2 separate regions of the Homo sapiens genome follow, and region 1 is linked to region 2. Evidence: read pairs that join two places in POLR2A ChIA-PET (ENCODE). Cell type or tissue: Caco-2. All regions are shown on one strand. Links, peaks and the distances in the headings refer to the core of each region. The heading gives the core; the rest is flanking DNA. Region 1 overlaps SETD9 (SET domain containing 9). Region 2 has its middle 45 kb from the start of GPBP1.

Region 1 (5,385 bases), core at 129-5,128, 210 kb after region 2:
TTTTATTAAAAATCAGTACACTTTCTATAATTTAGTAAGATACTGGCCATAATCTTCCATTGTTATAACCTTAATTTTCACTCTGGGTTTACAGTGGCTGGTCTGTATAAATAATTTACACAAAGATGACTGAATGCTAATACCAGTTGCACTTAAATGAACATGCCCATTCTCAGTAGCTGATGCAGTAATATATTCAGTTTATCTATGCATTGCTGGGGTCTTGATATAAGATGGAAACAGTGTTTCTTATCTAAAGTTTTGATTATCAGCAAGTTGAATGGACACTTTAGTTATTTAAATAAAGATTTTTGACCAAAATCCAGAAAATGGTATGAGAGAAAAATAAATTCCAGCTAGTTTAATAGATTTTTAAATGTCAATCTGATTTTAGCCTCTTAGAGAGTGCTAACTAGCTGGTAATGTTTACTTTTAATTCCTTGTTAAAATGAGGCAATAATTTGCAAGATTTTTGTATATAAGTGTAAATTCTTCATATCTTTTTAGATCTAATTCAATATTTTCTGACTACTTCTGCCATGTATAATACCATTTTTGTGCATGCTTGATGTGACATTCATAAATTGTACCACTATGACTTTATCCATGTAAAATAGCTATTTATTGAATTTTCTTTTAAAAGCTGGATTTACTGGGTTTTTTTTTTCTCTCAGTTTAAACATCTTAACAGAGAATTTGTTACTGTTTATTAAAAGAATTGCATTTGGAAGCAAGAAAACAACCGGATTTGCAATCATGTGAAGAAACAATAATGCCTTTATTATCAAGTGTTAAGCACAATTCTTATAACAAACTGTGATAAATTCTTTTTGTTTTTTTTTCCTTTGCCCCATTATTTTCTTATGAACAAACCAAAAATTCATGGTGAGCAGTTGCAGTGTTGGCTGATATATCTTTTATGTACAGGGAATTTGAAAAGGACAGTGGATTCATTTAGAAGTGTAACTGGTGCTGTGATTATAGCAATACATTTGTTAGTTGTACTTCATCTTTTTCATGCTAGCTTTTTAAATGTTTAGTTTTCCTCTTGTCATGGTCAGCTGCTGAATTTACTTGAAGGATGTAGAATACTGTTTAAAAAATACTAAAATTTGTACAATTAGATCAAAGAATTGTGCAATCATTTCCTTTTTAATTTTTAAAATGTTGAGGCTCATAAATATTTGAGAACATCAGATCTAATAGAGCATAGTGATACTATTTAATTTAACCAAAGTCTCTAGTGAATATTTCAACTTTGAATGTAAACTAACAAATAAACCTGACCACCAAGGAGATTGTTTGCCCAGAGTTTCAAAGCACATTGTCTACAAATGGAAATTGAAATAATTTATAAAATATTGACGTTACTATGTTTTTTAAAAAGTTCCTAATTTTTTCACTAAATGGAGGAAACTATTAGTTTTATTGTTAAATATGGTAGATATTAATATTCCTCTTAGATGACCAGTGATTCCAATTGTCCCAGTTTGAAATAAGTACCCTGTGAGTATGAGATAAATTAGTGACAATCAGAACAAGTTTCAGTATCAGATGTTCAAGAGGAAGTTGCTATTGCATTGATTTTAATATTTGTACATAAACACTGATTTTTTTGAGCATTATTTTGTATTTGTTGTACTTTAATACCTGGTGTACAGTTCCAGAAATAAAAATCTGGGAATCTTTTTTTCTTGGTTTGTGTGAATATTTGCCAAAAATACAGATATTTTATTTAATGAATCTTAAGCTACAGCAAATAGATAGATATTATACCACTGTTAAATTGGTTTTAGATGCAGTAAATAAGATATATGATAGATAGTGAAGTTGGTAGATTAAATATTTTCCTTAAATCCTCTATAATTTCCATCTATAATAAAAGTCCCCCTGTAATCCCAACACTTTGAGAGGCCGAGGCGGGCAGATCATGAGGTCAGGAGTTCAAGACCAGCCTGACCAACATAGTGAAACCCCGTCTCTACTAAAAATACAAAAATCAGCCGAGCGAGGTGGCGCATGCCTGTAACCCCAGCTACTCAGGAGGCTGAGGCAGGAAAATTGCTTGAACCCTGGGGGTGGTGGTTGCAGTGAGCTGAGATCCTGCCATTGCACTCCAGCCTGGACAACAGACTGAGACTCCATCTCAAAAAAAAAAAAAAAAAGAAGTCCCAAAGTAAGGATTATACTTTTAGTTTAATTCAGGAAACATTTATTATGTTTCAAACGCTGTTCTAGGTAACTGTCTTTTATGAAGACAGACAGATCTGAAATTTGGTCAAATATTATTATTATTTGACAGACTACATTTATGGTCAACTAGTCTTCCTTATCCATACGATTCATAGTTTGACCGTAGTCATATCTATCTTTCCTAAACATCTTTTTAAGCTAAAGCTCCTATCTTGCCATTATTTCACAAGTTTGTCCCCATATTTCATTTCCTCTGACCAGAGCTTTATGTAGTTCCATTTTTAAGATGCAGTGATCAGCTTGCCCATAATATCCAAAGTTTGTACAAGGCCAAGAAGGGGATAAAAGGAAAGCAAAAATCTTGACTCCTCTGCTTTGGTTACTTGACTAAAACCACATCCCTTCCTTGTCAGACACGAAAGGACCTTAGCACATAGGGCTCTGTGGTGGACACATGCACAGAAGTGCCTTCAGAGCAGGGACAAGCACACATATTCCGAATACAGCAAGAATGCAACAATGTGCCATGTGAGAGCTCAGAGTATTTTCAGGCTTTAGGAGACGGAAAAGCCTGTGGAAGCAGGATAATCTAGTACATCTGTTACTAGAAGTCATTTTGGCCATAATTTCCATCTATGGTACGCTTTTTGAGCTTGCTGGTGGTAAGTGCTAAAGAGAATGAGGAATATGTCAGGGTTGGGAGCAGTGAGGGATTGTAAATTTCAGTGGGGTGATGAGGCAACGCTCCTCACTGAGGTGACAGGAAGGGAGAGAACAAGCTATGTGGCTGTCTGGGGGAAGATGTTTACAGGCAGAGAGAACTAAGTGCAAAAGTCCTTGGTTGGGAATGTGCCTGGCAGGTTTGGGGAGTGGCCAGGAGGCAGGTGTGGGTTGGGATGGAGTGAGCAAGGGGAGAAAGGAGAGGAGCTCTTGAGGTCATGAGCAGGTTATGCATGTGAAGGACTTCAGCATTTACTCCATGATAGGGAGAGGGTTTTGAGCAGACGTATGTCAATACCTGACTTTCATTTAAAAGAATCACACTTGGTGATATGTTCTGTAAGGGGGACAGGAGTGGAAACAAGGAAGGCAATTGAGAGGCTACTGAAATTGCAATAAACTAGGTGAGTAAAGCTGGTGGTAAGGAAGTGAAGGTAATCAGAATCTGGTCATATAGGTTCCATGAATTTTTGAGGGATCCAGTAAAGAACACCCTCCTTCCTATCCAAGTTTGGAACTGAGAGAGCTGGAGTCAGGTCGATGGAGGTCAAAGTAACTATTGCTAATAAAACGGGAAGGTAGCTTCAGGGCTGCAGCCAGGTTGGCCTGCCAATATATTACACCTCTGGACTCACTCTGTCACTGGCTGGGCTGGCTACAGGCTATTCTCTGCACAAGGCAGAGAACTGCCAGGACACATTCTTTCTGCTGGCAGCCAGAGTCCACAGGGAAGGAACTAGAAGGGTATATAGGACATGGGTGCCTAGTTATTCTCCAAACATAATCAGGGAGTCAATCTCCCTCCAGTGGGTGGAGAGAGAGGCTAGGAACATTAACCAGTGGAAGCCCTCCACATGAAGACATGAGACACGGGGAATAAGTGTTCCTCCCACCAACACTATCTTGCACTTTTTTTCCACCTTTTCTTTGGTGTGAAAATGTTCAAAGAGTAAAGAAAATAGTAATAATGACCTCACATTTTCCCCTCAGCCAGCTAGAGCAATCTTTACATTATACATAGACACACCAATTTACTCATGGCAACACAATAGGTATTTTTTACTCAATTCTGTAAAAATAAAGTTTTTACAGAAGTTTGTACACATCAGCAGTACTACAAGAACTGCTGATGCCTGGCTACAATTTTATAAACCACCACAGAGCTTACAAAATAAACAAAAGAAAAATTGAAATTATAAGTTCAAAGAGTAGGTTTTAATTTAATAAGCTATTGTGTATTTAGGTGAAAACCAATTAAACTTGGAATTGCATTACAAATTTGAAATTGTAATGAAGCAAGTAGCTTTTATCATGAAATTGGAACATAAATATAATATCAACAAAAACATAAGAAATTCCTATTCCAATTAAGTCTCAAAATATTTGTTTTACAGGTAGAACTCAGAGAAGTGATTAACAAAAAACACTTAGAATTAATAGCTGAGTAGAAAACCTAATAATTTCTGATTCACAGAGTTAGCTGACAATTGTGTAGTAGTTTGAAAAAAGCTCTTCTCCTTGATTGATGTCCCTAAGTGCGACAAGAACAACACATCGAAGTGGGCTGAAAACAAAAAGATATACAAAAGGTAGAGCATTAACAAATATAAGCTCATATTTTTAATATAACCAAGATGGCTTTTATAGAGGTAACTTTACTCAGGTTCCTTCCATTTTAGTTTATGCATTTGATTTCCATGAGGAAATAGTTCTTATTCCTGATGCAGGTATTCTAAAGAGTATATCTATATCATTTAAAAAATCACAAATCAATGTTTATACAACTGACTACTTCTTCTGAAAACATTGTTTCTAAGTTTAGGCCCCCAAAACTAGTATCACAAAAAGGATTTTAAAATGACATTATAGTTTTTCTTGCATTCATTTGTATCTTATATCCTGAAAAATGAAAACATTACTTAAAATTAGTTGGAGTTTTAAAAAAATGCTTTTTTCTGGACATCATAAAATATTGTTTGTTTTTTTTGAGATGGAATCTCACTCTGTCACCCAGGCTGGTGTGCAGTGGTGTGACCTTGGCTCACTGCAACCTCTGCCTCCCGGGTTCAAGCGATTCTCCTGCCTCAGCCTCCTGAGTAGCTGGGATTACAGGTGCGTGCCACCACGCCTGACTAATTTTTGTATTTTTAGTAGAGATGAGGTTTCACCATGTTGGTCAGGCTGTTCTCAAACTCCTGACCTTGTGATCCGCCCGCCTCGGCCTCCCAAAGTGCTGGGATTACAGGCATGAGCCACCGCACCCAGCCTAGATATTGTTACATATATACATTCAAAGTTCTAATAACATCATGCCCCGGAGTATATGGCTAAGAAAAGCTAATAGTTAAACACACAAACATACACATGCAGAGAAGCAAAAGTTATCAAGTTTTTGGTTTTTGTTTTTTTCCTGTTTTGGGACAGGATCTGGCTCTGTCACCCAGGCTGCAGTGCAGTGGTGCCATCTCAGCT
Region 2 (5,385 bases), core at 177-5,176:
AAGAAACAGATAATTGCCACTAAAAGGACAAAAAAACCTTGAGAATATACTTAAGGTGCCAAGACAGGCATACTAAAAAACAAAACAAAACAAAAACAAAGAAACAAAAAAACCACAAACAAACAAAAAAAAGCCCAGAATATACTTAAGGAAAGATTGTATTACTGAGGCCAGGCACAGTGGCACACACCTGTAATCTTAGCACTTTGGGAGGCCAAGGTGGGTGGATCACTTGAGGCCAGGAGTTTGAGACCAGCCTGACCAACATGGTCAAACCCTGTCTCTACTAAAAAATACAAAAATTAGCTGGCATGGTGGTGCACACCTGTAGTCCCAGCTACTTGGGAGACTGAGGCACAAGAATCACTTGAACCCGGGAGGCAGAGGTTGCAGTGAGCCTAGATCACGCTGCTGCACTCCAGCGTGGGTGACAGAGTGAGACTCCGTCTCAAAAAAAAAAAAAAAGTAAAAAAGAAAAGGATTGTATTACTGGAAATTTAAAGATGACATGAGCTAAAGGGTTCTGGAAGGAGAAAAAAGAAAAATAATATATTTTCACATAAAGTTTTAACTAAACATCATTCCAATCAAAATACTAATATGATTTTTATTTTTATTTTTTTAGGACTTTGAACAGCATGCTAAGCCAATAAGATTTTTCTTAGAAGTAGATGAAACTGATATAAAGTTCACTGGTCACAGCTATGAGTGAGACAAAACAAAAAGTTCACTAGGCTGGGCACGGTGGCTCACACCTATAACACTAGCAATTTGGGAAGCTGAGGTGGGAGGATCACTTAAAGCCCAGGAGGTGGAGACGAGCCTGGGCAACATAGTGAGACCTTGTCTCTACAAAAAAACAATTTTAAAAAATTAGCCAGGTGTAGTAGCACATGCCTTTAGTCCTAGCTCCTCAGGAGCCTGAGGCAGGAGGATCACTTGAGCCTGGGAGATTGAGGCTGTGGTGAGTTAAGATTGTACCACTGCACTCCAGTCTGGGTGACAGAGTGAGAGTTTGTCTTAAAAAATAAAAAAAATTCACTAAACAGTTTAAGGTATCAAAGAATAGCTTTAAAAACGAGAGTAAAGAGGAGACAGTCGCTGTCAAGATGGTAAATGACATTGTGATGCAACAATGATTTAAATAATAGAAGAAATAAATAGATTCATGGGACTGAAATAGGAACATCAGAAATAGAACCTTATTACAAATGATCATTTAATGTATAACACAAAGACACTACTAAATAAAAGAAAGGATTATTTTATGAATGTTGAGACAACTAGTTAACAGCCTGGAGAAAATTACCTAGAACCATACCTTATATATGTACCACAGTAAGTCTGAAGAATAATTTCTTTTTTTTTTTTTTTTTTTTTTTAGACAGAGTCTCCTCTGTCATCCAGGCTGGAGTGCAGTGGCATGATCTCGGCTCACTGCAACCTCCATCTCCTGGGTTCAAGCAATTCTTCTGCTTCAGTGTCCTGAGTAGCTGGGATTACAGGTGTGTGCCGCCACACCTGGCTAATTTTTGTATTTTTAGTAGAGACGGGGTTTCACCATGTTGGCCAGGCTGGTCTCGAACTCTTGACCTCAGGTAATCCACATGCCTCAGCCTTCCAAAGTGCTAGGATTACAGGCGTGAGCCACTGCGCCCAGCTGAAAAATTTCTTTTTCTTTTTTTTTTTTTCAGACAGAGTTTTGCTCTTATTGCCCAGGCTGGAGTGCGATGGTGCAATCTCGGCTCACCGCAACCTCCACCTCCTGGGTTCAAGCTATTCTCCTGCCTCAGCCTCCGGAGTAGCTGGGATTATAGCCATTCACTACCATGCCTGGCTAATTTTGTATTTTTAGTAGAGATTTTTGTATTTTTTTGTATCCTCCATGTTGGTCAGGCAGGTCTCGAACACCCGACCTCAGGTGATCCACCCGCCTTGGCCTCCCAAAGTGCTGGGATTACAGGCTTGAGCCACCACGCCGGGCTACAAAAAATTTCTTTTTTAAATCAACTTTTCTATGCTTTTTACATGTCACATTTCATTTTATTTTTTTTTTTTCAGATGGAGTCTTGCTCTGTCACCCAGGCTGGAGTGCAGTGGCTTGATCTCAGCTCACTGCAACTTATGCCTCGCGGGTACAAGCAATTCTCCTGCCTCAGCCTCCTGAGTAGCTAGGATTACAGACGTGCACCACCATGCCCGGCTAATTTTTATATTTTTAGAAGAGACGGGGTTTCGCCATGTTGGCCAGGCTGGTATTGAACTCCTGGCCTCAAGGGATCTGCCCGCCTTGGCCTCCCAAAGTGTTAGGATTACATGCGTGAGCCACCACCCCCGGCCTACATGTAATATTTCATTTAACCTTTATAATAATTCTGTGAGGTAGATATACTTGTTACTGCTATTTTGTAGATGAAAAATTGAAGCAGCTGGGCGCAGTGGCTCACGCGTGTAATCCCAGCACTTTGGGAGTCCAAGGTGGGTGGATCACCTGAGGTCAGAAGTTCAAGACCAGCCTGGCCAACATGGCGAAACCACATCTCTACTAAAAATACAAAAATCAGCAGTGCGTGGTGGCACGCGCCTGTAATCCCAGCTACTCGGGAGGCTAAGGCACGAGAATTGCTTGAACTCTGGAGGCAGAGGTTGCAGTGAGTCAAGATCGTGCCACTGCACTCCAGCCTGTGCAACAGAGTGAGACTGCGTCTCAAAAAAAAAAAAAAAAGACCGGGCCCGGTGGCTCATGCCTGTAATCCCAGCACTTTGGGAGGCCAAAGTGGGTGGATCACCTGAAGGCCGGAGTTCAAGACCAGCCTGTCCAACACAGTGAAACCCCGTCTTTACTAAAAATACAAAAAGAAAAAAAAAATTAGCTGAGCATGGTGGTGGGTGCTTGGAATTCCAGCTACTTGGGAGGCTGAGGCAGGAGAATCGCTTGAACCCGGGAGGCAGAGGTTGCAGTGAGCCGAGATCGTGCCATTGCACTCCAGCCTGGGCAACAAGAGTGAAACTCCGTCTCAAAGAAAAAAAAAAAAAAAAAAAGAGGTGGGGTCTATTTACCCTTCCCTTGAATTGCTCTCAAAAAAAAAAAAAAAAAAGGAAAAATAAAGAAATTATTGGTTCGAATGACTAAGTTTTGGAATAATTTGTTACACAGCCATAGATAATGAAAATTCTACTTATTATCCTGTGAGTTAGGAATCATTTTTGTTCCAAGTTTGTAGAGGAGGAACCAAGGTTCAGACTGGTTAAGTAACATGCCCAAGGTCATATGACCAGTCAGTAACTGAGCTGGGATTTGAAACCAGGTGTGTGTGACTTCAGAATGCCTGCTGTCAATCTCATGTCATTCTGTCTCTGAAAAGGGAACTCAACTCACACCTGAGTCATTCGGCTTCCCACTCAGAACTTAATAGTTTGTAGAGAAGAATTCCAGGCCTCTAAATTCCATACTGCTCGGAGGGTCAAGTTCCCAAATTAAACTTCAGGAACATATAGAAATCTGGAGATTTAATAATGGTCAACAGAATCTAAAAAAGGAGGTATATGGGGGTTGAAGAAGTATTTCAATCTCAGATATAGTTCTACTTTTTAAATATATACAGCTCCTCAACTGGAAAGGACAACTTAGGCATCTCCAGTGTAGAAATATGTCCCTTGTAGAATGATGGGCAAGGCTTTGGTTTATTTTCTGTATTTTCTTCTTTTTTTATAGAGACAAGGTCTCACTATGTTTCCCAGGCTGGAACTCCTGGCCTCAAAAGGGCATCCTGTCTCTGCCTCTCAAAGCATTGGAACTACAGGCATGAGCCACTACACCCAGCTGGTTTATTTTCTGCTGCGGAGTATCACTAGCCAGCCTAAAACATTCCAAAGCATCTTTGTTCCTTTGGTTGGTTGAAATTAAAGCCACTCTCTCCCAGAAGTTTTCTTCCTTCTGTGCCCACCTTGTTCAAGGAATTGGTTTCTGCTTTAAGTCAGGACACTAATAATGACTTTATGGATTGACCTGAGGGGGAATTTCCTGAGGAAGAATTGACCTAGGTAAGATTCTTGGGGCCTCCAAGACCTTCATTTGAATCCAACCTTGAATGCAAGTGATATGATGATATGTTGAGCATTTCCTAGGGCTTTTTCCAAGGGAAAACAGGACCACTTGAGGTCCTCCCAGAAATGGAATTTAGTTCTGAAGACTGATTTTGGCAACCAAAGAAATTTGTAGGCCTTTGTTATAACAATTAAAAGTAACAACTGTGTGGTCTCTCATGAGATCTAAAAGCAATGCTCTTTTAATTTTGTTGCTTTATTCTATTTTTCTTAGGCTCCTGTTGTGCTTAAAATCGTTATCTCTTTGTCTAGGTGCTATGTGGGTTGTATTTATCTGTGCCTTGCACAGAATAGATACCACAGAAATATTTTTTCAAAGGAAAAATGACAATCAAAGCACATCACAAGCAGTGGCTCACACCTGTAATCTCAGCATTTCGGGAGGCTGAGGCAGGCAGATCACAAGGTCAGGAGATCGAGACCATCCTGGCCAACACAGGGAAACCCCATCTCTACTAAAATACAAAAAAATTAACTGGGCATGTTGGCGCACACCTGTAGTCTCAGCTACTTGGGAGGCTAAGGCAGGGGAATCCCTTGAACCCAGAAGGTGGAGGTTGCAGTGAGCAGAGATCGAGCTACTAGCCTCCAGCCTGGTGACAGAGCAAGACTCCATCTTGAAAAACAAACAAACAAACAAAAAACACACAAACACATCACAGCTGTATTAGCTCATGGCCTCTGTTTCCCATTGTGGCATTTAACTTTGCATCCAGAAGAAGCAACTGTGTGTATAATTTTAAAATATAGAAAAGTAATAAGTTTAGCCAAGTAGGTATCACTGAAATTGTAAAACTTGAGTATGGCTTTGAAAATTTTCTGTCTGTCTTTCTTTAAGGACAGGAAAATCAAAGTGAAAGCATGTGATTAAAAACTAAACTAAAATAAAAAGAACTGATAAAATAAGACTAGTGAAGGGAAAATCACATGTGCTTGAGGATCACAGCAAGGTATTCCCCAAATTAAAGCTAAGGAGAAATGAAATTAGTTACATTCAAAATGTAATGAATGAGGCTGGGCGTGGTGGCTCACGCCTGTAATCCCAGCACTTTGGGAGGCCCAGGCGGGTGGATCGCCTGAGGTCAGGAGTTTGAGGCCAGCCTGGCCAACATGTTGAAACCCCATCTCTACTAAAAATACAAAAATTAGCTGGGCGTGGTGGTTGGTGCCTGTGATCCCAGCTACTCGGCAGGCTGAGGCAGGAGAATCGCTTGAACCCGGGAGGTGGAGGTTGCAGTGAGCCAAGATCGCACCATTGCACTCCAGCGTGGGTAACAG

The links. ChIA-PET counts read pairs that join two places held together with the same protein. Peaks named below come from ENCODE experiments on the same cell type or tissue, not always from the same donor. Only the 100,000 strongest peaks of a DNase experiment are listed, where the experiment ranks them.
Region 1: POLR2A ChIA-PET joins it to region 2 with 5 read pairs; 17 of 35 experiments call an interaction of 5 or more read pairs at or near these places.

What each region holds. Positions count from the first base shown.
Region 1 is chr5:56,915,907-56,921,291 of GRCh38, reverse strand. It overlaps SETD9 (SET domain containing 9), which reads right to left. Exons shown (of 6, transcript NM_153706.4): 6 at 3,944-4,477. The coding sequence ends at 4,390. It overlaps MIER3 (MIER family member 3), which reads left to right. Exons shown (of 13, transcript NM_001297599.2): 13 at 1-1,689. Among named protein-coding and RNA genes, the nearest start is that of SETD9, 9.0 kb to the right of the region's middle. In Caco-2, for the core only: no CTCF peak of the experiment used is centred there; a DNase peak (open chromatin) is centred at 3,051.
Region 2 is chr5:57,126,431-57,131,815 of GRCh38, reverse strand. No RefSeq gene overlaps it. Among named protein-coding and RNA genes, the nearest start is that of GPBP1, 45 kb to the left of the region's middle. In Caco-2, for the core only: no CTCF peak of the experiment used is centred there; no DNase peak of the experiment used is centred there.